3 separate regions of the Homo sapiens genome follow, and regions 1 and 2 are each linked to region 3. Evidence: chromatin loops called from intact Hi-C (ENCODE). Cell type or tissue: PC-9. All regions are shown on one strand. Each heading gives the region's core, and the rest is flanking DNA. Links, peaks and the distances in the headings are about the cores only.

Region 1 (11,347 bases), core at 3,454-8,453, 410 kb after region 3:
GACATTACTATCCTTCATGATGTTGAGACATTCGTCCATTGTTTGTAGCTTTTGTGTTGCCCTTAAGAAATACGATGCATTCGGATTCCTGATCTTTTGTTTATATCCTTTATTTTTTTTCCTCTAACCCTTTAAAAGCTGCTAGGATAATGCTATTCAGAGTGTTTGGAAATTGCAAACATTCAGTTGTCTCACGTCATCCAGTATGGAGTATTTAATGAATATGTTTACCATGAAAACTCATGTCTCAGTTTATTTACCTCCCTCCAATGTTTATGATCTCTTTCTTTCTGTAACTCCTATTATTCAAATATTAGACTGAATGGCTTGTCGTCTAATTTTCTTGTCTTCTGTATTATATGGCTATTTTACTTTTACATTATTTTCAGGGAAGCCTCCTTAACATTATTTCCAAAAGTTCTATTAATTTAAAAAATCTCTAGAATCAGTTTTTAATTTTCAAGAGTGTTTCTTTTTTCCTAAATGTTCTCTTTCATAGCACAGTAAGGCTATTGATTTGGTTTTTGATTTTGCCCATTGCTGACTTTGTTTGTAGGACATCCTTTTATTTTCTTTTCCTCCTATTCCTCTTTCTCTGTCTCATCCTCCTTTTCTTCCTTCTCTCCTCTTTTGATTCTCCTTCTCCTCCTCCCCTTCTTCCCTTTCCACTCCTTCTCCTACTTTTTCTCTTTCTTCTTCTCCTCCTCAGGTTTTGACTAGTCATTTACCATTTGTTCATTTGCTCTCTAGCTTATAAAAATCTGTGTGTTATTATCTCCTCTTTTTTTGTGGATTTATTTCTTCAAAAATTCTTTTACTTTTTTTGTATTGAGTATTGGGGAGAAAGTCAAATATTTGCTTATTTGTTATGTTTGTCTAGAACAAATACTGCTATATATTTTATGATGAAAACATGTCGACTTTGGAATAATAACTACAAAAATCTATACTATGTTATTTAAAAAATATCCCCGGCAGATTTCTTTGTTTTACCCATTTTAGTTTTATTTACAAGTATACTAAATATTTTCTGAGTCTCATAATAAAACAAGAGATGTTTCCAAAAAACCAACACATTTAATCTCTTAGAAGTGAATGTTTATTTTTAAATAATATCAACAATATCCAAATTTTGTCCCCAAATTTATGAAGACTATAAATCCTTGACTTCTTCATTTAAAGACACTTACTAGACATGTTCTCTGTTCCGGGTCCTGTACTAGGTTCTGAGAAATAGAAAGATGAGTCAGGACAGTCTCCTGTTAAGAAACTGCAGGACTGAACAGAGAATTCTGGAGATAATTTTTATGTTGAAAAAGTTACAATCCAAAGGAAGTTGATTAATATATCCAGGGTCACATATTTACTGAGCTGGGGTTGTGATTTGGGGCCCATTTGATTTATCTATTACAAATATGTTGTGGCTTCATCTATTGTATATATGTGTGTGGTCTTGTGGTGGTGCCAGTATGTTTGGTAATACAGCGGTGTTCGTTTTGGCTGTTCTAAGGCTGTGCTTTGATTCATGATCCCACATAGCCTAGGAACTAACGGTGCACATGAAGAAGTCAGTCTGCCTAGATTTGATTCCTGTGTAATTATAAGCCCTGTGGTGCCTCGATTTGTTTCTGTGTAAATGGGGATGATGATAGCAGTTAGTTGATAGGGGTATAGTGAATATTACAAGCATTAATATATTTAAGGGGTTTGGGAAAAATACTTGGCAATGGAAAACACTGCTCAAGTTTTAGCTATTATTATGGCCTGAGTTGTGCCAGCTTGCCTCCCTCAAATTCATATGTTGAAACCCTAACACTCAATGTGACTACATTTAGAAATGGGGCCTTTAGGGAGGTAATTAAGGTGAAATGGGGTCCTGAGGATGGGGCCCTAATCCAATAGGGCTTTTGTCATTAAAAGAGGAGGAAGAAGCCAGATGCAGTGCCTCACACGTGTAATCCCAGCACTTTGGGAGGCCGAGGCAGGCAGATCACCTGAGATCAGGAGTTTGAGACCAGCCTGGCAAATATGGTGAAACCCCGTCTCTACTAAAAATACAAAAATTAGCTGGGCATGGTGATGGATGCCTGTAATCCCAACTACTCGGGAGGCTGAGGCAGCAGAAACACATGAACCCTGGAGGCAGAGGTTGCAGTGAGCCGAGATCAAGCCACTGTACTCCAGCCTGGGTGACACAGTGAGACTCTGTCTCAAAAAATAAGAAAAATAAAGAGGAGGAAGAGACACCAGAGAGCTTGTTTGCTCTCTCCGTTCTCAGAAAGAAGTCGTATGAGGACACAGTGAGCAGGTGGCTATGTACAAGCCAGGAAGGGAGGCCTCTTTAGAAACCAACCCTGACCACTCCTTGACCTTGAGATTCTAGCCTCCGGAACAATAAGAAAATAAATTCCTGTTGTTTAAGCAATGCAGTCAGTGGTATTTTGTTATGGCAGCCCAAGCAGACTAATACAGCTGTCATTATTTGCCTACTGACTTGCACTGGATGTTCTTACTTGCTGCTCATCATCTCTTCCATCTGTGATAGTGGTCCTTTTGTGACTCCGGTGTCATCCTATCCTCATCAATGATACAGATTTACTTAAAGCATTTAGCTAGATTTTTAGAATCCAAAGAGTTATTAGACATTGTCTGAGTTCTTAAATTTAATATTTATTAAATTGGTCAACTGACAATTTTAGGGATTGTTTTCCTAGGTCCAAAAAATATTCAGGGAGGAAATGGGTCTTGAAGTATAACTCTAAGGAGTTATTGAAATAAAGGAGTAAAAATACTCAATATGGTCAGGTGCGGTAGTTCACGCCTGTATTCCTAGCACTTTGGGAGGCCAAAGCAGGCGGATTGCTAGAGCCTAAGAGTTTGAGACTAGCGTGGGCCACATAGCTAGACCTCATCTGTACAAAAAAATACAAAACTTAGCCGGATGTGGTGTCACACAACTGTAGTCTCAGATACTTGGGAGGTTGAGGTGGGAGGATCACCTGAGCCCAGGAAGTCGAGACTGTAGTGAGCTGTGATTCTGTCACTACACTCCAGCCTGGAAAACGGAGTAACACTCTGTCTTGGAAAAATAATAAATAATAAAGCAGAAATTGAGTGAGAAAATCTTAAAAGTTGGGAAAGTAGTGTCACTTTCTACCTGTGTCCTTGGACAAGCCACTTAACCTTGCTCAGTTTCAGTTTTTTTATCTGTGAAAGGCAAGGATATTAATAGTGCTTGATGAGTTGTCCATTTAAAAATTTCAAAATAATTGTCAAATAATATTTATGAATATTATTTGAAGATGTTTATCATGTATTTGAGGTAAAACCAATAAAGCAAAAATAGAGGGAGATCAGAAAAATGTTGGGGAGGAAGAGTCGGGTTAAATTTCGGAGAACCCTATGGGTCAGAAGTTTCAGGGTTCATTCTATTGGCACTGAGGAAATCTTGAGTTTGTAAGCATGGACATGGTATGGTTTTAGGAAAATTCATCTGCAATCTTACAGCAGAATATTTTTAGGCAGTGAGAAAGTAGATACATACAAATTAGCAATGTTTTACAATATTCTAAGAGAAAGAGGAGATAGATTAGTTTTATGGTAATTATACTAGGAATATAAGAAAGAAATACTATAAACATAGTAGCTTCAGGTTTGACCGCTAAATAGATGTGAGAAAGTGGTCAGAATCAAGTATGATTATGAGATTTTTGAGCCTACCCTAGTATCAAAGAAAATAATGAATAATTTGTATTGCAGAGACAAATATGTTATTTTCATTTGAAGTAATTGTGTGTGTGTGTGTGTGTGTGTGTGTGTGTGTGTGTGTAATATGCAAATGGAGATACTTCAGCTATAGCTGACCATGAAGCTCAATGAAAACACCTAAGAGTGAATTGTACAGCTGCTTGACAACAGAAAAAAAGACTTTTAGAACATTACTGGTTAAGATGACAAGAATATAATTTTTTGGTTGCTTAATCACTTAAGCAATGAAAATTTGAGTCTAGTCAGATGTGGTCAGTAAAGCTTAAAATTAATCAGGTATGGTGGTGCTCATCTGTACAGCCCCAGCTACTCTAGAGGCTGAGGTGGGAGGAGCGAGCCTTGAGCACAGGATGTAGAGGCTGCAGTGAGCTGTAATTGCATCACTGCAGTCCAGCCTGGGCAACAGAGTGAGACCCTGTCTTCCAAAGGTGTCTACCTTTTTAAAAGGTAGTCACCTAAGACACTTCCAATTATAAAGACTTTATTGTTATGACAGCTTCAAACACAGGTGGATTAAAACAAATCTGTGTGTTAAATAGTCTTACATAAAACACAGAAAATTTAATCTTTTCTAAAATTTATATTAGTAGACTTCATTGTTCTTCATGTTTCTCAATTTAATTTTTCGATGGCTGGATTCAACAGAAATTTTGTCACTTGGGTAGTAAGTGGAAGGGACTATTACTTCAACTTCATCAAAGTGCAGTAGAGTAACTATCTGTCACACCAGCAAAGATAGATTTTCCAAAAGAAAATATTGAATACTTTGAGAACTAGTTATAGCTAACATTTTTTAAGTGATTACAAACTAAGATGCTGGATTTTTAAAAAATTGAGTAATTTACCCACCATGACAACAACAGATGATATTAACATCTTTATGGATGAGAAAAGCTAGTTTTATTGTTTTAAATCAATAATTCTTAATCCCAGCATTTTGGGAGGCCAAGGAGGGCAGATCACGAGGTCAGGAGTTCAAGACCTCGTTGAACTCCAGTTCAGCCAGTTCAGCCTGGCCAACATAGTGAAACCCCATCCCTACTAAAAACACAAAAAATTAGCAGGGCATGGTGGCGGGTGCCTGTAATCCCAGCTCCTCCAGAGGCTGAGGCAGGAGAATCCGTTGAACCTGGGACGGGGAGGTTTGAGTGAGCCTAGATCACACCATTGCACCCCAGCCCAACCGACAGTTCAAGACTTCATCTCAAAATAAATAAATAAATGCAAACAAAATAATAATGATAATTCTTGAACTTTGGTATATAACAAAATCACTTAGAAGAAGGTCTGGCCTTCTTTGCATTTTTACCAAGTCCCACAGGTGCTTCTGAATGCCACCCAAGTTTTAGAAGCACTGGCTAATAGTGCTTCTGGCTAATATGCTAATAACTTACACTTTTAACTAACATGCTCTACAGTTTCCAACTATATCTGCTCTTTCAAATCACTAGGATATTTATATAGTTTCTAAAACAAATATCTAAATCACTCCTTCCTCCTTTGAACAAAATGTACTAATGGTCTCTCATCATTTAGGTTTTTAGTTAACTCTATTATAAAGAAGTTTGCTATCGATGTTAGATAAAAATGTAACAAATATATGTTGTATTTTGATGAATTGTCACTGTAAGTTTTCTTATAGAAAAAGGATGAAAGTATTGTAGAAGTCATTCCTATATTGGAAGTGGTGTTTAAGTCAGTGAATTGCCAGATGCCTGCAAACTGTCGTGTCTACAGACCTGTGAGACTATGCACGGCCTCTCCAAAGCTTGAAATACAATACAATGAACCTTGAATAATGTCCTGCCCTTAAACACTGGACATTCAAATAATTTGCACTATTAAGAGTATAAAATAAAGATAAACATTAGCATTAGTAGTTTAACATAAAAACAATCTACTATACTGCTTTTCTGAATGGGTTTTTCAAACGAGATTTTAGGTTTCTATAGAAGCAGGAGTTTCAGCCCTCAAACTTGAGCCAACTAATTTTCTGATGAGACACTAACAACAACTACAAATGTAGTTAAAATTTTCTCTTTCTGGCCAGAAGGAATTTTTCCTGTATTTGGAGAAGAAAATGATGTTCAGCTTGTGGACGATTCTGAAAAGGCTCTGAGTAATGCTTAGGGACACATGACTGTAGCACCCCCTGCTGATGACTTCTGGGATTAAAGTTCATGTGATACTGGTTTCAGCTCCATGATTCCTCAAGTCATTTCACTTTGCTGGTGAGACAGAAAAGTAATGTTATCTCAACTTGTCTTATTCAACAATTAAATTCTATTAGTTTTACATTGAAATTCTAAATCCTAAGATTTATTGGGTTATTGATAATTTTTATCACCTGTTGGTAATCTATTCATTTCATTCATCCATTCAGCAAACACTGAGTGCCCACTCTCTGGCTGTTGATGTTTTAGTTGTATGAGATATAGCTGTTAACAAAACGAACTTACTTCCTTCATGGGGTTTACATACTGGGGTGGAGTGGGGGAAGAGAGGGTTAAAGATAGAGAAAGAGGGAGGAAGGGAGAGAAACAGGGAGGAAGGGAGAGGGAGAGGGAGAAACAGAGGAAGAGGGAGAAAGAGGGAGAGGGAAGGAGAGAGGAAGAGAGAGAAGTTGATATACAGCATGTCAGATGATGATAAGCATTATGGAGATATTAAAAAGAAACAAGGTAAGAAGAAAAGCAAATGCAGGTGAGGATTGAGAAATTCTTTTTTTTTTTTTTTTTTTACAAGATGGTCTTCATTTTATGAGATTTTTCTTCCCACACATTGAAATAATTCACTAAAAACAAGCAGTCCTCCCTCAGCAATTAGAGTAATAATAAGTCCCAATCAGAAGTCAAGCACAGAGGGGAGGCAGTGTTAGTCATGGGAGGCAGATCTGTTAACGGAGGGACAAGGCATATTTTTGGAGAAACTTTTATATTCAAAATCTAACAATCTTTACCTAGCATCAGTACTAAATTTGAAGAAGTACATGAGACCAAGTTCCTTTGTTCTATTTATTGTTTCAAAATCTGAATTGTTTGTCACTTACAGAGCAAGGAGAACAGAGCACTGTAAGAATGATCTCAAGGTCTTTGTGATCATTGTTACAAGGTCACAGCTGTTTGCACATTGTATTTCAAAATCTGAAAGTATGTTATCACAATCCCATTCTTAACATGAACACATCTACCCAATGGGTGGGGAAGGACTTTAGCTGTTTCTCTGTTCCAGTCCCCTGCCCTAGGACCACCCAGCTGGCAAGGGCCACATCCTGACCATCTCTTGTGGTCAGAGCACAGGGTGACCACATTTATGGAGCTCAAATGAGCCAAGTCTCAAAGCAATGGAATGAACAATTTGTTTCCACTTATGTTAAACCAGGGAAGAAAAAAAATCATTGAATACATTAAATAACATAGGTCAATAGAAAGAAATGTATTTCAAAAAGGATAGTCTGTTGCGAACACAAGATGACAGCCATAGCTTAGGACGTTGACTGCCTTCAGTTCCCCTGTCTGCTCTCCCTATCAGTGCTACACCCAGGGTCAAACCCAACTCTAGATCAATCAAGGGTCTGCCTTTTCAACATCTACACCCATGCTGCTATGTATGCTCAAGAAAAATCACACACTTTTATGGGATTAGAAAGTGACAAACGTATGATCCTCAAAATAGCCTGGAAAATTCTCATTGTGTTTCTAGTCAATTCCATCTCCTATTTTTAACTTTGGCTTCTCTTCTCAACTGCTGACCTTATCACAACCCTTCCCTCAGGAGAAGAGCTAACTTTTTATTGCAGGCAGAAAAGAGAAAATACCTGATTGTTATTCCCTAAGCATCCTATCACCTATAAAGGTATCTGCATCTACTTAATCCTTCCTAATTCCTTCCTACTTTAGTGGGAAAGGTCTTCTCCTTGCTGTTCAAGGATGATCCTTTCTCAAGTATTCCCGTATTCTCAGTGACATGGCACCATCCTTCATCTATTCATCTCTTCATTCCCTTTGCCTACTGGCTTCTAAGGCTCTATGAAAATAATAAGTCAGTGGGCTTTGGAGAAAACCTGTAGAGAGTTCCTCTCAAACTCAATTTCCTCATTTGTCAAATGGGGATCAGAGCTCCTCTCTTACAGTGTCTTTGTAAGGATTAAGTGATGCAATATAAAAATCACTTGGAGCACAGCAAATATTCCAGAAACCCGACAGTTTGTGTTACTCCTGTTGCAGTGTACTACCAATTTATTTGTAATAGTCCTTTACAAAGCACGTTTACATGCCTTTCCAATTCTATCCTTACAAAAGCTTATAATATAAGCAGGACAGATCTAGAAATTGATTCAAAGTAATAAATTTTCTTTCTCAAGGTCACGGAGCTAGGTGGTGGTGGATTTAGGACTCAAAATAAGATTTTCTGAATCCTGCCTGCTTCATTGCTTGTGCACCTACATTTACTGCCTTTTTAGTTTTTGAATCCTTATGGGAAGTATGCTATCAGTTGTGGATTTGGACTCATTTGAACTCAGGAGCTAATGAACTGCTTTTGTTATAAAATAAAATTGTATTTCTCTGTGCAGATATCATTTGTGTTTTTCTTTGTATCGTGGATTACTTACAAGTTTGATGTTCTTTATGTATGCAAAGTGGGATAGGCATTAAGTGCATTACCTGAAGCAAAGACTACAGCTGTGTGAGGTTGATGAAACTACAATAGATTTCACAAAGTGCTTTTTGTGAACAAAATTCTAAACACTTATGACAAAGTCTATATAACATATGGTCTAGCATCCATTTAAATTTGCAAATGTAAAACATGCACAAAGAGGAAATATGTGAGTTTTATTTTCTTTCTCAGTCTTTTTTAATAGACTCCAGGTTTAAAGGAATTTGGGGAATTAAGTTAGTTCAGTTTGCTATTTTCAAGATTATATATGGGTCACCTGAATTTCAAGATACTTCATAGCTTGTGTTAACAACTTACGTCAGTATGAAATAACTTTATGGACATGGTTTCTTTATTTCGTTTGGGGGAGACAGAACTGTATATTTCTTGACCTTCTAAAAAACTGAGATAACAAATGAATACTCAGGAATATGTGTCATGGTACTGGCATAAATTAATGTTAGAGAGCAGAATTCAAAGAATTCTGGGAGGGTTAGGATTGCTACGGTTGAAGAAAACTGCCTTACATAAGATCATGCCTGATCGTAAGGGCAGCCCACATCCAGTGGCCAATAAATGGAATTGTATAAAGGCTTGGCCTTCTTGCCTCAATTCACAACTGCTCTGAAGGATGTCAAAGAGAAATACTTAATAGCACTAGACGCTTATTAAAAGTGGCAAGGCTGATTTATTCAGCCTTCTGCAGTAGGAAAGAGACACTCCATTAAAAACTATGCTCACTTCCAACTAAGACAAAATTAACTAGGAGAAAATAGAGAGAACAAAAAAGGGCTATAAGGAAGTAAAATAAAGTAACTAAAGGGGACTGGGGGCTATGGGGAAGTGAAAAAATATGTGATGGGGGATAAGTGGAAAATTATTGAAAATCATTTGGCAATGTACATTGGGACAATGTGCACTTTGTTACATTTTCTTGAGCAAAGACTCAGCCTAGGGGCTGGTGCCACCTCTAGAAATACCACCTAGGGGAGGTAGGAGTCAGGCTAAAGTTTGGCCAAGTCTCTCAGCACTGTGTTCAGGCAGGTCCTTTGTGCCACCTGGAAGTTCACAGTCCACAAGGTGCACACCTTTGAGACTACAATGACATCCAACTTCTCCCTCTGCTCAATCAATCCTCCATCCATTCTCCAATCTTCACAGGTACAGATCCCAAGAGCTCTAATGAACATCCTGTATGCTAGACTCCAGCTGAGGCGGTTTCTCAGGTCCTCCAGCTTCTTATGTTTCTCATAATTATAACCCATGGGCATTTCATACATTTGAAATGGAAGATTCTTTTTTCTCTCTGCAGACATCTTGCTAATTAAGTAAAAGATTACTATAGCCTTGGAACACGTGTCAGCTATAGGATTGTAGCACTTCCTTTCTGCTAAAAAGATGTGGTTCCTTTTGGCTGACACATTTTAAGTCATTTGTGGGTAAATTTCTACACATTCTATGCTTGACTTTTTGTATGTGTGTTTTTTTATTACTGAAATGATATATTATATTCCTAAATAACAGAAATGGATCAATTGTTCAAAGGCCATCCACTAAATCATAAATATAGAGACATAGTAACATAAATGCTACAACTCAAACAACATTATAAATATAATCTACTACCTTTTAAGTACAGAATAAATTACATGGGTATAGCATGTAAATCTGACATGGTGTTTTTACACAAGCAGTCATAAAAGTTGCCAACAGGAAGGAGAACTGTATATAATAGAATTGGATTTTACTGGACCAATAAAGTGATTCATCTACCTCTATTCTTTGGAACATTGTTTGTATTGAAAATTTGTTGAATAGCATCAAGAAACCAATGAAGCTATCACATATTTTTAAAACAAAGCACAGTGATCTCGCTAGTCAACCAAATTAGATGTATTTTTTTTAGAATAAGTGAAAAATATTGCTTTCTTTCATGCAATTGATCAATTTAGTTGCTAAAAATAAAGACTCAAAGTTCTAGTTCTTGAAAAAGAAATATTTAAAAACAAATGCAAGGTTATATAGCCTCAGAAAGAAAGCAGTAGAAGCAATTTTCAGAATTTGTTTTATTAAATAGTATTGACGAGCATCAAATAATACCAACTCATACAATGTCCAAAAGTAATAACTCTCTCAGACAGATAATCTTATGGTGGGACAAATCCTTGAAATGCAGAGACTGAATGAGCTCGTGGCACTTATGTGAAACACGTGAGAGAGAGGTGGTCTATGAGATTTTGTTTTATTATGAGAACCCCATGGTACAGAAGAAGTGGTGTTTTAATTTAGGTGATGATTACTTGGTGAGCCGTAATGAAACCTGGATACAGTGTGCTCACATTGGCACTAAAGTACAATTTATGTAGAGGTAGCAGGAAGGCCATTGCTACTTGAAGGCAGCTCTACATACAGCTTTACCACAAAGTGAACGTGTTACACAAATGAAATATGAGTAATTCATGATGCTGAAGGGTGAATGAGCAGCTCTGAACTAAGACTGCTTTAAAGTTTATAACACTCTTAGTGTTGCGGGAAGTCAGGGACCCCAAACGGAGGGACCGGCTGGAGCCGTGGCAGAGGAACATAAATCGTGAAGATTTCATGGACATTTATCAGTTCCCAAATAATACTTTTATAATTTCTTATGCCTGTCTTTACTTTAATCTCTTAATGCTGTTATCTTAGTAAGCTGAGGATATATGTCACCTCAGGACCACTATGATAATTGTGTTAACTGTACAAGTTGATTGTAAAACACGTGTGTTTGAACAATATGAAATCAGTGCACCTTGAAAAAGAAGAAAATAACAGCAATTTTTAGGGAACAAGGGAAGACAACCATAAGGTCTGACTGCCTGCTGGGTTGGGCAAAAAGAGCCATATTTTTCTTCTTGCAGAAAGCCTACAAACGGATATGGAA
Region 2 (11,347 bases), core at 4,056-9,055, 450 kb before region 3:
GTCTGGTCTTCTGTCAGTTGGGGATGTTAAAATGATTAAGAAATAGATCTTCACCCATACTTACTTATTGGTTGTTGAAATACCACGTATTTCCATATTGCTGGCAAATAACTACTGCCTTTGTTCTCTGAGTGCTTCCCTGTTACCCCAGCAGCCAAGGTGCTGGGATGCTCTGGAATTCCCCCAGAATCCAGCAACTTAATGAGGTAGTAACCAGCACAGGTGAGGAGTTCCAAGCCTTTGCTCCTACACTTGACCAACATTCATAGCAATTTTTAAATATCCCAGCACCAAAACTGAACATGATGTAAATTTGTTTTTTATAAGTGTTCTGGATACCAGATGATGAGGTGATTGATCCCAGTGCTGGAGACTTGGGTCACCTGTAGAAGGCAGTTGAAATGTGAGTTGAGTTGGTGGGAGACAAAAATAAACCTTTTTTCCTATCCAGTCTTCACTCCTTTGCTGTTTCTAATTGCCTCCATGTTAAGAAATAAATCTCTTACTTTGTTTATTTGTTAATAATAATTGTGTGCTAAGTAAGAGAAAGTGGCTTCTGACCAAAAGCTAAGGATCTCTCCTGAAGACAATGTATGGTTTTTTGCTGTGAAGATTTAAGCCAGAAGCTTCAGTTGTGCAGAAGCCATTTTGTTTATTTCCTAGTCCTCAAATCTCTTCTCAGGTTGAGATTAGAAAGGCAGAAACTTCTATGTAAGTAAATAGATACTAAAAACATTTTGAAAATATTTTCAAGTAAAATGACTACTGAAGTCAATTTTACAATATGCAACTGATCTAAAAGTGTATTTGACATCTAGCTTTTTTAATGCTACTGTACTTACTACATTTAGAAATGTTAACGGGAAGACAAGGTTTAATCAAATATTTTCATTAGACCTACATCTCAACCAAGAAGATTTTGTTGCTGTTACCCTTCACATGTGCCTTAGAATATGAAAATAATAAAGTAATAATTTCAGATGAAAAGCAAAGTGACAAATACTTTAAGCATAGCACTTAAAAGCTCTGTTGGGTAGGAAAGTCCAGTATTTTTAAAAAGCCATATTTTTATGCAATATTAAAACAAGAAATTTTCAATGATAGTTGCTTAAAATGTCTGCTATACACATAGGATTCAAAAGAGGCACCCCCGACTGTTTTCCATTCATATGAATGGGAAGTACATGGGTAAATTACCGCCTGCAGTGCAGGATAGTGGACGTTGTACACAGCTGTTACTGTAGCCCTGTAATTATGCAAGTATCCTTCCACTGTTATACAATTAGAAGGACCTGTCTTTCTTTCTTGCATTAGGCAATGTTTTTGTTGGTGTCAAGAGCACTGAGCTATCTGTACATGTTCGGTTGTTTGTGTCTGAGTTGAATATAACTGGTACATTACAAGCAGTTCATTTTTAAAATCATGTTTTAAAAATTTGAAAAAATTCTATCATAATAAGAAAGCTTATCTTATTCCAGCTAACTTATTAAATAATTTTTAAAAATTTCTTCCCAGTAATCGACTCTGTTGCACCCTTGTATTTTGTCAACATGGAATGTAGATAATATCAAACATTCTGCATAATCTTTCAGTATCATAAGTAGATCAGAGGACAGAAGTAAAAGTGTAAACACAGTCATTAAATATTTTGTCTGTTACCGTTGTAATTTAAAACACAGATTTTAAAAATCTAGAGGTAACCTTTAAAAATGGAAATTTGTTAAGATCATTGAGGGATGGAGATTTCATTGAAACTTAGATTATATAAAACAAATTATGACTTGCCAAAAAAAAAATGAAACCTTGTAAAAATTTACATATAACAGAAGGCATGTAATCAAAAAGATAAATGTTTTTTACTTGACTCAGATACTCAGCAACAGTTGCGTATGGTGCCTGAACCATGAATTTACGGGTCACTTTTACAAAAGGAGCAAAGTTGGGTGGGTGGGTGGTTATATAAAACTGTTTTCAGTAACACTGACATGTATATTAATGGCTAGCAATGTATTTCTAGTTTAGATCCTAAATACAAATCTTAATTTCTAATTTTACTAATTATACACTAGCATTCATTTCCCAAGGTTAAATAAAGACTAAATTGAAGGTCACATGGAAAACTAAGAAGAGTCACTTTTTTTAACTTTTTAAAAATTTTTTATTATTTTGTTTTGTTTTGTTTTTTGAGACAGAGTCTTACTCTGTTGCCCAGGCTAGAGTGCAGCGATGTCATCTTGGCTCACTGCAACCTCCGCCTTCCGGGTTCATTCAATTCTCCTGCCTCAGCCTCCTGAGTAGCTGGAATTACAGGTGCCCACCACCACACCTGGCTAATTTGTGTATTTTTGGTAGATATGGAGTTTCGCCATGTCAGCCAGGCTAGTCTCAAACTCCTGACCTCGAGTGGTCTTCCCACCTAGGCCTCCCAAAGTGCTAGGATTACAGGCATGAGCCACTATGCCTGGCTAAGAATGCCAACAACCAGGTTATTAAGGATTTGAACTTAGCATATCATTAGAAGAGACTAAATTTCAAAACAAATTCAATATCACATGCTAATAAAACTCCTATTTATCATTCATTCCAATCAGTTAATGATCAGATGGCATCAATACGTCAATATTATTTATACTTCCCAGATTTCTTAATAAGTATGCAGGAAAGAACACCCAGAATTATGACAAGTCCACAAAAATCTAACAATGCATTATTATATTTTAAGAGGCTTATCCCTTTAGGTTTATGTTTTCACTAAAATTACATTAACTTTTACATAGGAGAAAAATAATTTCAAAAACACTAGAAAATTCAAGCTGTTTTAGCTTATTAATTTGGTAAAACAATAATAAACCCTACAAAATTGTTGTTTAAAATGATGCTCCTTTGACTGATATTAAAATGCTTTTGTATAATATTTCAGAGAAGAGTACCTGAGATTTAGGATGTAGGACATTTTCAATCTCGTTCGAATTTCACTTTCAATGTCTGCCTTAAAAAAAAAAACAAATGGTTGCTAATGTCATAATGACGTTTAAACTCTGCTATATATTGAACACAGTGTCGGGAGTACTCGTAAATGCTTTGCATACAGTATCTGACTTAATCCCCGTAACAACCAAATAAAACAAATATTTTGTATCCCAATTTGTCAGATGAAGACTGTGGCTCAAAGACCTTAAGTAATTTGTACTAATTAGTGGCTGAGATGGAATTACAAACAATGTCTCTCTGTCTTCAGTTATAATCCGTTATGCTGCTACAATATAATATCTACTTAAAGCCTACTCCAAGCTGGCTTTGGTTGAAATTGAGTCACATAACTTTCCCTAAAAAGACACAGTCTTTCCATTGGCCAGGCGTAAATCACTGCCTACCTCCAGAGTTGGAATGGAATCAACACCACCAGAACTGCAAGGGGCTCAGAAAGAAAAATACGTGATTCCTTCTAAAGCAGCACTGTCTAGTAGAAATATAATGTGAGCTGCATATGTAATTTTAAATATTTTAGTAGCCACGTCAAAAAGGCAAGAAGAATTAGGTAAAATTAATAAATTAATTAAAATATATTTTGGCCAGGCGCGTTGGCTCACGCCTGTAATCCCAGCACTTTGGGAGGCCGAGGCGGGCAGATCACAAGGTCAGGAGAAGGAGATCATCCTGGCTAACACGGTGAAACCCCATCTCTACTAAAAATACAAAAAATTAGCTGGGCGTGCTGGCGGGCACCTGTAGTCCCAGCTACTCGGGAGGCTGAGGCAGGAGAATGGTGTGAACCAGGGAAGCGGAGCTGGCAGTGAGCTGAGATTGTGCCACTGCACTCTAGCCTGGGCGACAGAGCGAGACTCCGTCTCGAAAAGAAAAAAAAAAAAAAATTATATATATATATATATATATATATATATATATATATATATATATATATTTTATGTAACCCAGTATATCCAAAATAGTATCTTTTCAATCTTTTTAATATAGATAATTATTAATAAATGAGATATTTTGCATTTTCTTTATATTTAAAGTAAGTTTTCAAAATTCAGTGTATATACACTTTCGTCACATCATAATTCAATTAGAAATTCTGTTCCTCAATTGCACCTTATGTCAACTGTTTAATGTCATATGTGCCTAGTGGCCACAATATTGGACAGCAGAACTCTGGAGTCTGGAAGGCACTTGAAATGTAATGTTATCGGAAGAAAAATAAACGCCATTAGTTCACAAGACAACACACTATGGCTTCCTAAATGGTTTCCCTGTTTTCTGTCTTTGAACATTCTGATCATATCAGTAAGACCAACCATATGACCAACAAGTTAAGCAATACAGACTATAATTTAAATCTTTTTATCAGTTTGTCTCAATTTAGTTTTCAACTTAGTGTCTAAGTTCTGACCCAGCCTGAGAGTTTTCATTACTGCACTGCCGCATGTTGCTTAGTCAACCCTGCAGGACTGGGTGTCATTTGGAAGGGGTGATATTCTCCCAGGGAACATTTAGAAACTTGCGGGGGCATTTTTACTGACTTGCTGACTTGAGTTTGCTATTGTCATTTAATGGGCAAGGAACAGAGATGCTAAATATCCTGTCAAGGATAGGAAAACCTTTTTTTTTTTTTTTTTTTTTTTTCAGTGGAGTCTTGCTCTGTCGCCAGGCTGGAGTGCTGGAGTGCAGTTGCATGATCTCCACTCACTGCAACCTCTGCCTCATGGGTTCAAGCGATTCTCCTGCCTCAGCCTCCCGAGTAGCTGGGACTGCAAGCACATGCCACCACGCCTGGCTAATTTTTGTAGAGACAGGGTTTCACCATGTTGGCCAGGATGGTCTCCATCTCTTGACCTTGTGATCTGCCCACCTCAGCCTCCCAAATGCTGGGATTACAGGTGTGAGCCACAGCGCCCGGCCCAAGAAGACATTTTCTAACCAAAATGCCAATAGTTGCTCCAGCTAAGAAATACGCGAGCTCTCCAGAAAAAGGAAAAAGAGCCAAGATGTGTACAGTTTGCTAATTTTCATGGTGTAAATTCTCGCATTATGGCTAATTTCAGGCAACCAACCTGAAATTTTTTAAAAATGGATATAAAGTATTTTTAAAAATTCCTTTTTTTGGTGTAAAATTAGGGCTCCTAATGCCAAAAAACATGTTTGAAAAATATATTATAGTCACTTTTACTTAAATCATTAAAAAGTTAGCATATATAACAAATTCATAGTAAAGATTAACTTTATCTGATAAGGGAACTGCGAGCTGGAAAAAAATTAAAAGTTGACTTTAGAATATTATTTAATGTTTTATTTTTTATGAAGAGATAAAGAGAGTACAATAATGTAATAGTTACGTGTGCATATATATATATACATTATGTGTGTATATATACAATTTTAACAAAAATTTAAAAGCACTGACAACTGTGATTCTATTTGAGAGGGAGACAGAAATTATAATCTCACATGGGAGTTGTATTATCCTTAGTTTACTTGTATCTACTTGAAGAAACAGGGAAAACATGCTTCCCATTGAAATACATATATTTTTCTATCCCAAACTGTCAATTTTGAACTTAAATATTTAACTTATAAATTACTATTTTATCCTATATTCTTTCTGAACCTTAAATCCCATATAAACTTTGAAAATATAAAATATCCAAATACCCTACATTGAAAGAACTTCTTAGTTGATTTAAGAAAATCATGTAACTTTGAAAAAATTTTTGTTTTAATACTTTGTATCCTTGTTGTCTAAAGATTTCAAACTTTTAAAAGGCCAGGTACATAGTTTCATGATTTTAACCTAAAATTGAAGTATAACTCTACATTTTTGCATTCATGGTAATATATAATGAAAAAGATTAATGAAAAACACTTGAAAAGGTAAAATTTCTGAATTTAATGAGAAACCAAGCCAACGTATATTTGGAAACTATTATCTCTGGATTAAATATAAGTTTATTGGATATTTATATCAATTTAGAAATACATACATGTATTGAAATACTAATAAACTGGCATAGAATTTTTTCTCTAAGAAATTACATCTCCCAAGTATGTATAAGGAGGCTGATATTTATTGCCAGTACTGTCATAATAAAACAAATGTGCTTTTCATTTTAGGGAAGCATTGTTATCAAGAAAAAAATAAACAGGGCTTATACTATGAAAAATACTTTCATAGAGAAACCAAAAACATGACATCATATCGCCCCCTATTGTTTATAATGGGGTATGCATCAGAAATAGTTTCCAAATTGTATACAAATAAATGGACATTTTGGTAACTAGTGGTGACTTTCAGAGTAGACACAAACATTAAAAAAAAAAAAAAGAAACTGGGTTCTTAAGAGGGCACTTCCAAAGAGTTTAAGATTTACAACTTGAATAATTTGCCCACTGAAAAGGAAAATTTCTAAGAGCTCCAGAAGATACAAAGTAAAACCCAATTGAGTGACAGTAACAGAAAATTTAATTTAATGTGTATTTTGAATTAATATGCTTAAATATTTTCTATCTTATGAAAATAATTACCCCAACAGACACCATACATGCCCATATAAAATGGGTATCATATAACATAACCCAAACATTCAAGCACCATATAAAAATACCCCAAAATACAATCTCTCCCAGAGGAAAGCAGGTGTGATAGACGGACTAGCCACATGATGGCAATATTTCACCATGTAGATGCAGATAAACCAGCATTTGAGAGTGAGAATCTCCTTGAGTTAAAGAAAGTGCTTAAAATATGAAGTAAATAAAGGTCTATCTTCTGAAGTAAATATTACCTAAACCCCTACCAACTATCTCCATTTTAGTATGAATCAATATGCCCTTTACAATTTTATTTGGTGGCTATGTTAATTTTCACATATAATCTACTCTACATGCAATGCATACATTATTTCAACCTTTTAAAACATTCTATTAAATTTAAATTTTCAATATGTGAGGAATATGATGACCCTCCCCCTCAGAACAGTTATGTATTATTGAATACTATGTTGCAGACCTGAGCTACCTCCCTAATCTATTCCAAACCTAAGGCCTCTCCCTCAATCAGTCCCCCAAACCCCTTCCTAGTAGGAGAACCCGACACACACCTTCTGGACTCCACAGCTGTTCCTGCCATCCAAATGGCAAATAGCCCTAGGGTTTGTGGGAATCTGATTATCCTTTAATGGAAATGCCTAGAGTGGGGAAATAAGACATTCTCATTCTCCTGACAGCTGGGCCCAAAGTGGCTTTCTAAGAGAATCTTCAATTGTCTATGATATTGATGACAATTAAACAATTGGGTCCACAACATTTGAAAGAACCAAGAGGTAATATTTGATTAATTACTGTGATAAAGATAAAAGCAAGTGACTATTTTTCTACCATGTAATATCTTCATGTTATATCTGTAACTTTATATGTAGTGAAAGTTAACTCATTTTCTGAAGTATTCTCATATATGCACTATTTATTCATTCACTGACTTATAAGGTGATAAGGGTGATAACTTCTCTACATATTAGCATACAATCCAGATCAAAGATGCTATCTTCTTAGAAATTAACTTATGTCATTGTATCATTCTGCGATCAGAGGGCAAGGTCTCAGCCCTCTCACATATGGGTACCCTGCATCATGAGGAAATTCATTCAAGACAAATTCTAAGTTCTTTTTACAAACCCACCACTACTGAAAGAGAAAGCCTCACACCACATTTCAAAAACTAACCAATAGCAATATTTTGGCTAAAAAAAAAACATGTTCCATCATTCAGAAATCAGTTGGAAAGCAATGAGTATAAAATACACACACACACACACACACACACACACACACAAATACATAAAATTAGGACTACATTACAGTTTGCATGACTAACGTTCAAGAGGACGTAATAATAAATATGCATTTCAAGGAAATCAGTTAGACATGAAAAATGATTAACCACATAACAAGTAACAGGTACTCTGAACATCATAGTCATATATATAGATGTGTGTGTTTGTGTGTGTGTATAAATATATATATTTGATATTACAGAGCAAAGATGAAAGAAAATATACTGAGTTATTCATAAACATTTTTGTACACTGATTCCACTTGTACTCAAGATCCCAAAACCTGTGCACCCCCAAAGCAGATGAAGCCGTTATAGTACAGAAATTCAAACTTGATAGAATACTGCTATATATATTTACAAAATAAAGATATATTTTCTTGTTTCACTGATGTTACAGAATATTTCTAAAAATACATTTATTTCATAAGAAAAAAATGTGTCATTAGAAATTTTCTTTTAATTTACAGCTAACCAAGAATTTTAGGATGCTTGATCAGTGTTGTTCCATAGATCAGTGATCTGAGGAATCATTAGTAACCGTAATTTACACGCAGGACGACTGAGATGTAAAAAAGCCAAGGAGTAAGTTGTGTCCTGCTGACTTGTTGTAGAGAGAAGAGGGGAAAAGGATTGTAAAAATTTTGTACAGGGGAATTTTGTTTCTTGGCAATAAGAAGCTCATACACACAAACATGGGTATTCTCATCCTTTACTAATAATATATATGGGTATAGAAATAATTATGGATTAAATTATTTCATTTACCATTTAACTGTAAAAGATGAAATGTTAATGACAAGTTACTAGCAAAGTATTTTATACTATTTATATCTTATAAAAATAGTTATTACTTGCATCTTTAATTTTATTCCACAGAACTTCTCTGAAATATCAAAACAAATGTTTTTGTCCTCATAGCACATTCTTCTTCCCACTAGGTGGCTCTGTTCTGAAAATTTCTCCTCTTAATTTTAAAATTATGAATATTTATAGTTTCTGTTTTTAATTGTATAGATACTTTTTATTAAACACACATTTACATTGTGCTAGGCACTTAACTAAATGCTTTATTAGTGTATCTAAAGAAAAAGCAAAAAAAAGTAAGTAAAAAATAATTTAAGTATTTATTTTAGTGTAATAAATATTAGCTACCTGTTCTTGGACACTTACATATCAGGGATCCGAACTTTTGCCCTAATTATAGATCTGTTAGGATAATTTCAGCTACATTTTACACAGAAGTCAGTTCAAAATGGCCTAAACAAAAAGGAAATTTGGGGCCTATATATTAGATAGTCTAGGGTTGAATAATCTGTCTGTTCTACTCTGTCATTAAGTACCAGCTCTTTTGGTGTCACCATTCTGCCATTAGCAGCTTCAGTTTAAGGCAGTTCCAAGCCGCATGGCTTTAAGATAGTTACCAGCACCAACCAAAGCCACATATTTTCTTGTTCCTAACTAGTTCAAGAGAAAGAAAACACCTCTGCCCTAACAACACACCAAAATTTCATTCTATTGGACTAACTTGGCCAATTTGGTTATATGCCCAGTAATGTCACCAGGGGAATGCAATGCACTGGCTGCCATATACCTAAGTTTCTGAAAACTGACAAGAGGAGCAGGAATTTCAGGATTTCCTGGGAACCCTCAAGTATCTCCTGTTGGATTTGGGGACAATTTGGTAAGTCGCATGACACCTACATGTATGTGAGGAATGCACAGATGTTGGGAAGTCAACCACAATCTCAACTCCCTCACTGAATAAATACACCATCCAACCTAAATTACTTAACATTCATACCTAATATTTACCATCCCAACTCTGAGTCAATATGTTTTTGTTTCGTTTTAAAAAGACTTCCCTTTGAAGTCTTTTGAGGGTTTGTTTTTTTCCGCAACAAAAAGTTACCTTCAACTCCTGAGCATACTTTTTTATAATATAGACATAGCTAAAATCCACATCCCTTTGAAAAAATGAACATGAAGAAAATATTTCACTTTCAAAGTAGCAAATATTCTTAGCTCTGGTATATGTGTACACTATGTATTTTTTGATACATAGCGTATACATACATTATGTACTTTCTGATAATTTAGACATAAAATCAATTACCTATTCTAGTTAAACTTTCTTGTGCCTTACCCTAGACTGTGTCGAATAAGGCTAGTTTCTAACAGTGCATTTAAAGATAATAAAGAGCCCACTTGAGGTAAACATGCATTTTGAGGGGCATTGTATACAGGGTTTGAGGTCCAACAGGTTCAGACATTTGCATGTAATGAACACTGGTCATGCTGTTTTAATTTTTTTTATTCTTCCATTGCATCTACTATTTCTTCACATAATATTTGCCTCAAAAATAGTTAACTAAAGTTTTTAAATCAAATATTTACTTATCACAGTCATGATTACACTTAGAGCAGATTCATATTCTAATTACATTTTTTTCAGTTGTTTTAGATTTATTTCATTATGCAAATTTAAGATCAAGATGATGCTGATCACTTCACAAAAGAAAAAATGCTATACAAATTATTTTAAAAAGAGAAGGATGCTTATTCTACAAATTAAATTACTTACTCTGCTGAATTATCAAAGAACTCCTATTTTCTAATCCCCAGTGAGAGTGATTTTTAATTTTTTACCATTTTGTTGTAATTTACTTTGCATTTTTAATTTATGTGCTTTTTCATACATACCACAAGGGTATATAAAGTCTTGACTTTTTTAAGTTATAGACATTATGTATTTCCCATCAATAGTTAAATTGACGATCAGGCATTTTCCATCTCTCTCTACTCTGTTAACTCTAGGATGTGTGTTTCACGTACAATAAGGAAAGTCTCCATGTCATTCTGCTCAAATCTGTATTACCTTTCATTGGTTCTTTTACATAAGGAGAACATCTGGCTTTATCACCATTCAAATGCATGAAGTACTCTTTTGGATGCTTATTCTTAAAGGTGGCTGAGTGGTCAAGTGCTGGCAGTCTGGTAGTTTACCAAAGGTCTGTGGTCTAGTCTGCTGTGATGGCTGTCGAAATTTGTCCAGAGCTGTTCAACCATCAGGCCTGCAATTCCTGCACCTTTACTATCAGTTGAAACTCCAAAGCTGAGAACAAAAGAGGATACTTCTTCCCATGTTTAAAAGAGAGATCAGAGAAGCTGTGTTGGACTTGCTAAATGATGACCCTAAAATAGTCAGACACCTTAGCCCACCACCTACCACAAGGCTGTATAAGAGGCAGAGGGGAGAGTGATTCTTGGATGACTTTGAGAGAACAGGTTTTTGGAGAGAATTGTCAGAGACCCCTGCTATTTTCCAGCTCTATAGAAAGGGGGGAAATGTGCTTCCTAGTCACCTCAAAACAACAAGAGAGCTTCAACCCTATCACTTGGAAAACTTGATCTCAGATTCTGGGAGTTCATGGGTTGCTAGAGTCAGTGCCTGATTCTCAACTGGAAATGTGTGAAAATTAAAAATGCAACAGGAGGCATCTTGATATATAAATG
Region 3 (11,347 bases), core at 2,632-7,631:
TATAATTCTTTTTCCAATTTCAGGACTTCATGTATTTTGAAAGATCTCCACCACAACGTTCAAGATAGAGAGACACAGCAAGCCATCAACTATGGTTAATTTTGAAAAATGGAAAAGTTGGATTGGGCTTACAGTCAGCACTCAGTTATTTGCAAGTGTATTTCTTTGCTTTGTAGAGTATTTTTATTGGGTGTTAACTTTGACAGCTGAGAGTGGGCTTGCAAGAACACAATCTAAAAGTGTGTTTCAATTGAGTATCTCTCTAGTAGAATAGGAGTTCATCCTGAAAAGCTGTGACTCATTAACCCAGTAAACATATACAAAGTAAGCTTAAAACACTATAAACATGAGATAAGGGAAAATGAATCCAGAGTTCTCATATTAATAGGTAGTGAAACAATAAGGCTTTTTAGAGCAGACTTTGTTGGCATAAAATAACCTGGCTTCTATCCCTAACCCTTTCCTACCTTTCCTCTCCGTCAACATGTCCTCATACTGAAGACAAACTTGTTTCAATGATAGTCTTCATTTTTAAAAACAAAAAGGCAGGCAGACAGAAATAATGATGTTTTCTTGCACTAAGAAGGTACTACTTGTACACATATATCAAAACCTCATTCTGCAAAGTTTTTGAAGGTTTCAATGGGAAATTTGATTTTATTACAAAATAAAACATTTTTTAATGTTAAAGTTTATATATTCCATGCTTGTTTTCTCATTCACTGGCATGGATGATCAGGAGCTGCCTATATATGAAGGCAGAATCAGACTATCAGGAAAGGAGCTGGCCAGGGCCACAGCCAGTCAAGATCTCTGAGCAACTTAGAGACATTGGTGTCATTATATGAAGCTTGCATTTAATACATTTATACATAATACATTTGTACATTTAATTCATAACGTCTCTTGGTCACAGATGCCTTATATATAAAATAAGTTGCCAGATCTCTAAGATTGCCTAGTACACCTTTGTATCTCATTTGATGTGATACCCAGAAGAGATCATTGTTTTTTGTTTTTGTTTTTGTTTTTTTCAAGAAGATCCTTCGTGATCACCATGCTGTTCTCATGGTAAGAACTGGAGTTATGTTTTTAAATTTGGAAATATGACATTTTATGTAGCACTTTATAAAAAGTGAAAGCGACAAATTCCACCGCTGCTTAATACTGCTTTGCTTCTTTTTATTGACATGATAGATAAATATGTATCTACACAGAGTAATAATAATAAAACACAGTAAACATTCTATTTCTCTATGGTCTACAGCATGCCAGTAAATAATATGTAGGACCAATAATAAATTATCAATTACACATTTTTGTGTTAACTAATTAAAAGCATAGTGTATAAGTGAGTACACTCTAATTAACTTGCTTCTGTTGCACTTTAGTTTTCTACCTGCATATGGACTGCATTTTTTTTTTTTAACACAGTCAGTATGTAGAATGGGATGTATTCTTCTGCTGCTGCTTATTAAATAAAGAAAGCCTGAGTGTTCTTAGATGGGGTTATTCTGAGATGAGGGTCTTAGCCTACAGTTCTTTTTGAAATGAAAGGTGCTTTGTTTTTTAATTATATTCATCTTTTCAGGGTAAATTTGTTTTTCTGAGTTTCTCGTAATGCTCATTTTTACATGCTGCTACTAGCTTTTTTTTTTAAAAAAAGTAAAAGTTGCTGCTTTCTAAAATATTAATTGCCTTATATTTGAAAGTGCCATTGCAATCGTAAGTAGACTATGTATTTCCTATAATGATGTCTGATATTTAAATAGGAAATCAGACAAACAATATTCAGAAAGTTTAAGCATATAAACTTTTTATTTTTAACTTGCCTAAATCCCTGTATTCCAAAACCTGCTGCATCATAATAAATATATCTATATATATTTAGCATAAGACGTGATATTTTTAATTTCTTTTTTAAAAAATTATATTTGTCTCTTAGAGTTAAAATTTTCTTTATATAATATTGTCATATGTCATAGTTTTAATACAATTCACATGATTTCTATGTTTCTTAATGATATTTTGTTGTGTAAAATTGATCGGATTGATTAAAAAACAAATTCTCTGGAATTTGTGCGTTCATGCTTTTTCGTATTCTTTATGGCTTTTAAATAAATATACAATGGTTAATAGTAAAACACTGTTTTATTTTTTGACTTTGAATCTTCAAATACTTTTTTCACAGGGATTTTGAAGTAATTTTTATTGATTATTAGGTTTATTCAAGGCCCTTGCTTTCTAATATAAATTTTAAATTATTTTTAATTTATATATTTAATATATATTTAATTTATATATTTTTAATTATATATATTTATATATAATATATATAATTTATATATAATATATATTATATATATTTTTATAATATATAAAAATATAATTTATATATTTTTAATTTAATAAATTTTAAATTATTAAAGTCAGCCGGGCACGGTGGCTCACACCTGTAATCCCAGCACTTTGGGAGGCCGAGGCGGGCGGATCACGAGGTCAGGAGATCGAGACCACGGTGAAACCCCGTCTCTACTAAAAAAAATACAAAAAAAAATTAGCCGGGCGCGGTGGCGGGCGCCTGTAGTTCCAGCTACTCGGGAGGCTGAGGCAGGAGAATGGCGTGAACGCAGGAGGCGGAGCTTGCAGTGAGCCGAGATCGCGCCACTGCACTCCAGCCTGGGCGACAGAGCAAGACTCCGTCTCAAAAAAAAAAAAAAAAAAAAAAAAAAAAAAAAAATATATATATATATATATATATATATATATATATAAAAAGTCATTTCTGTAGTGTTGCTTAGTGGTAACTAGCTTTCTTATATGACCAAGTTATTTGTAAATGCTTATTTCTAATCCTCCTAAGATACATTTAAATTTCAAGTATAATTTCAATGTCAGTATATCATGAAGGAAAATTGCTAGAATTTGTAACCATCAGTGAAGAATGCATTTTAAACATTTTTTCTAAATGACCATTTTTTCCAGAAATTATACAAAAATCAGGTTACAAGACTTATTTTTTCTGACCAACTAGATATTAAATCAAATTCAGGTATAGAATAATCAGAGTGATTCTAGAGTATGGTATATTGATCCTGTTGGAGCAGCTGGCTGCTTTTCAGTCTTTTTTTCCCCCAGTGTTCAAGGTCGGATTTAATTTATATTGAAAGAAGCAAGCTTGGAAAACCCATAAGAAGTCTGGATTTAATAAACTAATATCAAACTCATCTGTTTGGCTAGTGATAGCTAATGTTAAAAATGGATCTTTTTCCATAACTTCACAGAATGCATTTCCCATTTTCCTCTAGGCCTCTTAAATTGTAAATCTCAAAAAAGAGAAAAGCAGAGTGATACACTCCAAATCAGTCCAAGTGAGGCAGAATAATATACTATGTGATAATACTTGGCATGGTTAATAATAGCACATGGTAGGTATTTACTCAGTGTCTGCTAAATGAATTAAAATATAGTAAGTAGATATATATTTGAAATATTTGCTATAGTTGTCAGTAAAACTTCTTGTCATCCTTACCACTATTTCATTCCATCAATACTTTACTGAACATTTACTAAATTCAGACACTGAGCTATTTCTTAAGGCAGAGAGAAATACAAAGGTTAAAATATATAATTAATACTCTCAGGGGCTCACAGGCTAGTGGGCAAGATAGACTTTTAACTTCTTTTTTTTTTTTAGACAAAATCTAGCTCTTGTCCCCCAGGCTGGAGTGCAATGGTGCAATCTCAGCTCACTGCAACCTCCGCCTCCCGAGTTCAAGCGATTCTCCTGCCTCAGCCTCCTGAGTAGCTGGTATTACAAGGGCCCGCCCCACGCCCGGCTAATTTTTGTATTTTTAGTACAGACAGGGTTTCACCATGTTGGCCAGGCTGGTCTTGAACTCCTGACCTCAGGTGGTCTGCCCACTTCAGCCTCCCAAAGTGTTGGGATTACAGGCGTGAGCCACCGCACCGGGCCAGGATAGACTTTAAAACAAACAAAACACACATTTTTTAGGACAACAATGAACACATACTCAGTGGAATGTTGGCACACTCAATAAAGGCCATGTCATTAGCACCATCTCAAGTGCTGCATAATATATTTTTGTCCCATTTAATGAGACAGTTAAGGCAGGCTGTGCCATATGTCCAGCGGAACTTCCTGTTCCTGCTGGAGGTAAGTAAGATGCACTTTATAGCTATGTCTGCAAGCTGAATGCATGGTGGGTGTAACTGAAAATGTCAGTCTTTCTAATTTCATCAAGCAAAGCAGGGATCGATTGCTTATTATGGTAAACCATGAGTACAGGGCAGTGTCTGGTATATCTAAGATGCTCAATAAATATTGGTGAATGAATGAAAAAAATTCAAATATGTGTATGACACGGTGCTAGGTGTTCAAGAAGATAGAAAGGAACATGCAGTCTATCCCTCAGCAAGGATAAAGCAAGTAGATAAATAATTGTAGCACAAAGCTAAGTAATTATTACATAAAATAGTGTTTTTTTTTTTAAATGTGTATTACTGGATTCTCACAACTGTATCATGAGGTAAACATCAATCTCATTTTTCAGAGGAAGAGTAAACCTCATCAAGAGGTGATAGTACCAAGAAGATGAAATGCTATAAGGAGTCCCTGCTATAATTGTAATGAAAGAAAACCAAAGGGTTGGATAAAAGGTGAGATACACGAAATCTCCTAGAGCTAGAGGAGCTACTTCCACCTAGCGGTGGAACTTAGTTAATGCAAGAATTTCTAGAGCTGCGCAGTCTCAAGGTTCCAACCAGAAATCTGATGAGGCCAATCGTTGTAATCCTGTGTCCCAGCTGCCCAGAGCAGGTTCGTGGTGAGTGTTCACTAGTGTGTGTAATGAGGGTGGGGAAGGTGCTAGAGCTGGGGAGATGGTAATGCCTTTGCACATAGTATCTAAACAAAAAACTTAAATTGCAAATTCTGAAAACATGTACTGCCATTAGCTAGCTTAATAGTTGCCTATTACATTTCTTGCCGTTCTTACTTGTACTGCTCCTCAGCAAAGAAGCCAGTTGTGAAATCATGTAATTTGGGGATATATAATTGCTATCTTTACCCAAAGATTTAATTCTAGGCCAGATGTTGGACATTCATCTGGGGCACATGGAGAAAAAGCAACCTAATCATGAGATAGGTGGGATGATGCAACTACCTATAATAACAATAGTGAAAATGATGAAGACTATAAAACCAGCCAGCTCTATTTAATGCTTCCTACAAACCAGACGCTGTTCTAGTTCTAAAGACTTTCCATATATTAACCCATTTAATTCTCATAACCCTATGAGTTAGATTACTATAATGATTCCCATTTTACAAAATAGAAAATGAAGATTTAGGTATCTTGCACAAGGCCACTCAGCTAGCTGTATATCCACAAAGCCGTTATGTGACTGCCCAAAGCACTGAGAAGCAAAAAGAATAAAGCTGGAGGCATTACATAACCTGACTTCAAATTATATTACAAAGCTGTAGTAACCAAAACATCATAGTACCGGTATAAACATCCAGAGGCTACACTCCAAATTTTTATGCCCTGTTTTTCTTTCATCTCTGTGTAATATTTGGTTTCTTTGTCTGTTAACCCAGAAATACAGGGAAACAGAAATAGAGGAGAAAGGTGGCATGCTACTTCATGTGTTTTAAAATTTAGGACTATGACCGGGAAACGCAAGAGACTCAGAAGTCTTGTCTGAGGGTAGCTGTCTCCAGAGAGGCTTACCTTTGCTCCTATTGGTGCCTCAGTGGTGTTGCCAGCTGATGACCATTTTTTTATATTATTTCTTCAGTTTGGTGTTTCCCAAGTCATGTATGTATTTCAAATATGAACCCCTAAATGATGTGGACATATCCTGGTTTATGAATTCTCAGGGAACAAATTTTCCCTACCTGTAGCAGAGGTCAAAACAATCAAGCTTTCTCTTAATTTCTATTTGCCAATTTTTCTATCTCACTTTTTACACTGGAGTGTGTCCCTTTGAGACTTTCCACTTTACTGGGGGTCTCTCTTCTAATATCAACCCTTGCCTAAGCCCAAGACCTCACTTCCAGCCTCATGGTGGTGGGTAAAATCAAAGCCCCTTCCTAATAAACGTTGGTGACTCCTTCCATTTGAGAAGCCAAAGAAAATGCCAGACTAAGCTTAATAGTCAGACGTTTCCAATTTTTCTTTATTTTTAACTTCTGCTAAAATCTTGTACTCTCCCAAAATCTACACTTTGCATCTAAAAGCCCTTTGGTTATATTTCAGCCACACTTTATATATTCTATGGAAAGAGGGGTTTTAAGATTATCTAATTTGCAACATTGCTAGCAATGTGAGTGACCTATTTTTTTAAACTGCACATGATTTTTATGTGAAATATTCAGAGGAAAATTCTTTAACATAAATATAATCATATAATATTGAAACTTGCAACTTATTACTATTTGTTATACCTAACTTACAACTAAATATTTTCTCTTTGAGATGAGTTATCTATCATCATATTATTGAGTTCCAGATTCTCTTAAAATGTTTAATATTTCTAGTACTACTGTTAAGTAAAAGACATTTATTTAAAATTGTGTCAGCTCTTCTATGACCCAGGCTTAGGCAAATTTATTTTAGGAAATTATAGGAGCAATCTTTTCCTTAAACAGTTTTGAAAACATGTTGCTCAAATTGTCTTAGTTAACAATCACTAAACATAGTTTACATGAGTTTTAACTTTTTTCATTATAACAGATAAAAGATAACATAGTTAGAAATCAAACCATTTTAAAACCTCTTGATTTTACAGAAATAAACAAGTAGAGAGTGCCAGGGAGAAGCAAGTAGAGTGACAAAATATTTATCTCGCTTTGCTGCCTTTCCCCGCTCCATGTCAGAAAGCTGAATAAAACAAGCTACAATAGGGGGCAGCACCAGCTCATGGATTTTTTTGTTAAACTATGCTCATTTTTTAATCCAAGAATTTATCAGTACCAATCTATAAATTTTAATGAATAGTATCAGTGGATTTTAAAATCAGAAGAAGTGTTAAGGACCATCTGCTCTACATTCTAATATACAAATGAAGGAAGTGGGAGAGGCCCAGATTATGTGTCTAAAATTACATTGAGAATTAACTAGTAATCAAACCAGAACTAAAAACACAGATCGCCATTTTTATTCCAGTTTCCGTGCCGCCACAGCAAAAATTTAGCAGAGATTTAAAACATTTTAAAGCAACATCTTTCATAACATTGAGATTTTAAGCATGAAAAAAATAAAACCCAGTTTCAAATTATTCTAATGTTCAAAATCTTTTTTAAGCACATACTCATGGTGTCTACCTCAATAAATCAGATTAATTTCAGAGGTTTTCTAACTATAAAGGAGAAATGAAATTACTATGTTATAAAAACAACAACAAAACATTTAAAATGTGTATGTCCTAGGTAACATAGAGTATTTTTTATTTATTCCTCCACTCACACACTGATATACCTTTATCTTCTTCCGTAGTCACCATGCACATCTGAGTTCAATTTCTTTATTAAAATATGTATTTTTACATTTTTTGTTAAAAACTATTAATTGATAGATTTTCCTGCTTTGAAGGGATGTAATTGATAGTTAAAATGAGAATGTCAGATGGGCACAGACAGAATCAAGCCATTATTTGAATAGGAAAAGGAAAATATGGCTAATGGGCATGGAATACAATCTGCCCACATATGACCCAGGCTGCCTACTGGCCTGATAGATGACATCGAATGGACAATATGGCTGGGGATGTGGGGATATTTTTTCAAAAGTCTGGCAAATCAGATGACAGCCATGAAGATTTTTCCTGGCCATGTTCAGGGTTCATTTTATTCCTTTGAATTACTTAGATATTACTGTTTTTTTCTAATATTTATAACATTTCTATTTTTTTTTCTGTTTGTTGTGTTTGTGTATCTCTCTTAATTCTATATGGCTTTATGCATTTCTGTTTACAGAGTAGTCATGCTACCTGTTTGAGTTACAATCAGAGGGCCTGCCTGGACATAGAAATCAGGGAGAGATTATATCGTTTACTTCAATGATAGCTCTGTAACTTTCAAAAGGAAACTATGTTTATATTGCTGGTATTTTGAGAGATTACTTTGTCAGTGAAATCCATTGAGAAATAGGTATCGGAGGAAAACAGAAATCATTTTTATCCTGATAAGGCTGTTATAAGGATATGCCATATATTCTGGCAACAATAGGTTTGCAGAATGATATAGAATCAGTTACCCTCCCTGTCTCAGGCAGAGGTGGAAAAACAGAGGGGTTCCTGGTAGAGGCTTGTCTCTCTAATACTACCCCATGGAGTAGGTAGGACTATGTGTGCCCTTCAGACAGGCTGCCTCCCCAAAGAGAGGCAAAAAGAAGGAATTGAACTACTCATGCTCAGTTTTTTCTTTCAGAGGGCAGAGAATGGCCAGGAGTGTTCTGTAATGTCACTATCTCACATGGGAATGTCAGGAGTGGGGAATGATTGTGGGAGAGGTGTGCTTGTCTGTTGAAGTCTTCCCTAATGTTATAGCTTCTGATTTCATTGATTCACATTGAAGCCTGGAATAAACACAGTATTTCCTTTCAGCTAGGTGTAGAAACATGGCAAAGTTCTGGCCCATTAAAAGTGAAGTGTGGCAACTTCTTTAAAAGATAAGTGGTGTGTATCTTTTGCTGCTATTTATTCTTTCCTGCTTCTTGTGGACTCCAGTGTCAATGTGAAGGCTGGCAGCAAAACACCTTTCTTGGACCATGAGCTGATCTTGGGAATGTGAACCATGAATAGTAGAACAACACGATAGAAGAAACTTGGGTTGCTGAGGATTTCTCAGATAAAGTAATGTTACCACAGAGCTGCCATATGATTCCTAGACTGTTTTCACTTAAGGAATAAAATGTTTAAATAAAATTTTTTGGAGGGGCCTCTCTTATCTGCATCTAAACCCAATAATAAAATACTTATCTCCCAACATACAAGCTTTTAAAATATGTAAGCCCTAAGTCAGATGTTCATTTTAAAAAATGTATCTAAGGGTTGATAAATTTAACCTAATTGATTGTTACAATTTTTCTATCTATGACACATTCTTTTCAGAGTATAAGCATATAATTCTCCATATTTTGGTAAATGATTAAAAATTTTGGTAAATGATTAAAAATAATTAAAAAGTTAAAAATAGATCAAGGTTTTAATAGCAGATACCTCTAGAAAGTAGATTTTGGGAGTTCATATTTATTTTAGATTTTTCCACATTGCTTGAATTTATAAGAAAAATATTAATTTCATAATTTAAAAAATTAAACTTTTTGAGATATATTATAACTAGAAATGACATTTCTATACCTGGAAAGGCCATGGGATGCCATTTTTAGGCTACAATTTAGGGCTCTCTAATGAAGAAACATTAAAATTTACTGAAAACTTTATACTAATAGCAATACAAGGGTCTTGCCTGTAGACATTGATTTAATTGTTCTTGGTGGGATCTGGGCATGGGTATACTTAAAAGTTCCCCAGATGTTTGTTACATGTAGGGAAAGTTAAGAAGCACTGGACATCAGTCACCAGCTCCTCACTGTTGTACATGAGTCACCTGGAATACTTTGAAAAAAAATCCCACACCCTGGCAGAATTCCAGAGCCACTGCACTGGCATCTGGAGTTCTTCAGGTGATTCTAATGTCGAGACAAGTTTGGGAACAGCTGTTACTGCCTGAAAGCCTCCAGGAAACTTTCCCTCAATTTGCATGTAAGCCAATAAAATAAACTCTCTTGCTTTTATCTGTGTTTTTAGCCAAGTTGCTAGATAAAATACAGGTTCCTATTAAATGTAAATTTCAGACATCAATTTTTAGTAAAAGAATGTCATATTTTTAAGACACACAGAATTTAAGACACACAGAAAAATTATTCATTGTTTATCTGAATGTCCTTGAATGCGATCAAATTTAATTGGGGTGGGTACTTCCTGTATTTCCCAATATTTTTATGTGTCAAATCTGGCAACCCTACAAACAAAACACAGCAGTACTCTAAAAATCACTAAAGATCAATGTAAATTTTCTCTGTATGTAAAGGAGTGTTAAGGAGACTGAACACTGAGGAGAAAGCAAAGAGGAATCACCTTGCTAATGCCCAGTAATACCTCCTAGAAGTCTTCATTCATCTCCTTTCCTGAATAGTCTTAAGCTTTATTATAACAACTGGCTTAGTTTCTTTGCTGTATGCCCTCACTCAACTCAATAAGTAGGCAACTCCCAAACTCCACTTTTATTACTTCCATCCCTACCCTCACACCTTCCTCCTTTTGATCAATTCAACCTATTACAGTTTTTGCTAATATTTTTTTCCTGAACCACTCAAAAAGGTTGCAAAGCAAGAAAATGCACATATAGACTAGCTGGTATAGGTTTGCAGAACTATTGTGACCCCTTTTCCATGTATCATACCACTTTTATTGATGTGGAAATGTAAGCTTTAGAGGATAGTGAAATTCAAGTAAATTTATCTCCTATGCAGAAGCTCTTTAGTTTAATTAGATCCCATTTGTCAATTTTGGCTTTTGTTGCCATTGCTTTTGGTGTTTTAGACATGAAGTCCTTGCTCATGCCTATGTCCTGAATGGTATTGCCTAGGTTTTCTTCTAGGGTTTTTATGGTTTTAGGTCTAACATGTGAGTCTTTAATCCATCTTGAATTAATTTTTGTATAAGGAGTAAGGAAGGGATCCAGTTTCAGCTTTCTACATATGGCTAGCCAGTTTTCTCAGCACCATTTATTAAATAGGGAATCCTTTCCCCATTTCTTGTGGTTTTCAGGTTTGTCAAAGATCAGATGGTCGTAGATACGTGGCATTATTTCTGAGGGCTCTGTTCTGTTCCATTGATCTATATCTCTGTTTTGGTACCAGTACCATGCGGTTTTGGTTACTGTAGCCTTGTAGTATAGTTTGAAGTCAGGTAGCGTGATGCCTCCGGCTTTGTTCTTTTGGCTTAGGATTGACTTGGTGATGCGGGCTCTGTTTTGGTTCCATATGAACTTTAAAGTCGTTTTTTCCAATTCTTTGAAGAAAGTCATTGGTAGCTTGATGGGGATGGCATTGAATCTACAAATTACCTTGGGCAGTATGGCCATTTTCACGATGTTGATTCTTCCTACCCATGAGCATGGAATGTTCTTCCATTTGTTTGTATCCTCTTTTATTTCCTTGAGCAGTGGTTTGTAGTTCTCTTTGAAGAGGTCCTTCACATCCCTTGTAAGTTGGATTCCTAGGTAAGAGCTTCTGCACAGCAAAAGAAACTACCA

What was found. Peaks named below come from ENCODE experiments on the same cell type or tissue, not always from the same donor. Only the 100,000 strongest peaks of a DNase experiment are listed, where the experiment ranks them.
Region 1: it touches region 3 in a loop (13-fold over the local background); 25 of 110 quality-filtered maps call a loop at or near these places.
Region 2: it touches region 3 in a loop (6-fold over the local background); 10 of 110 quality-filtered maps call a loop at or near these places.

The regions. Positions count from the first base shown.
Region 1 is chr3:145,771,538-145,782,884 of GRCh38, reverse strand. No RefSeq gene overlaps it. Among named protein-coding and RNA genes, the nearest start is that of LNCSRLR, 290 kb to the left of the region's middle. In PC-9, for the core only: a CTCF peak has its summit at 5,944 (motif pointing left); no DNase peak of the experiment used is centred there.
Region 2 is chr3:146,636,345-146,647,691 of GRCh38, reverse strand. No RefSeq gene overlaps it. Among named protein-coding and RNA genes, the nearest start is that of PLSCR5, 37 kb to the right of the region's middle. In PC-9, for the core only: CTCF peaks have their summits at 6,163 (motif pointing left), 6,366, 6,621 (motif pointing right) and 8,739 (motif pointing right); no DNase peak of the experiment used is centred there.
Region 3 is chr3:146,183,132-146,194,478 of GRCh38, reverse strand. It overlaps LOC105374145 (a long non-coding RNA gene), which reads left to right and starts at 3,941. Exons shown (of 2, transcript XR_001740949.2): 1 at 3,941-4,680. PLSCR4 (phospholipid scramblase 4) reads left to right here. Exons shown (of 9, transcript NM_020353.3): 9 at 24-2,144. The coding sequence ends at 68. In PC-9, for the core only: CTCF peaks have their summits at 4,527, 4,729 (motif pointing left), 6,734 and 6,936 (motif pointing right); a DNase peak (open chromatin) is centred at 4,738.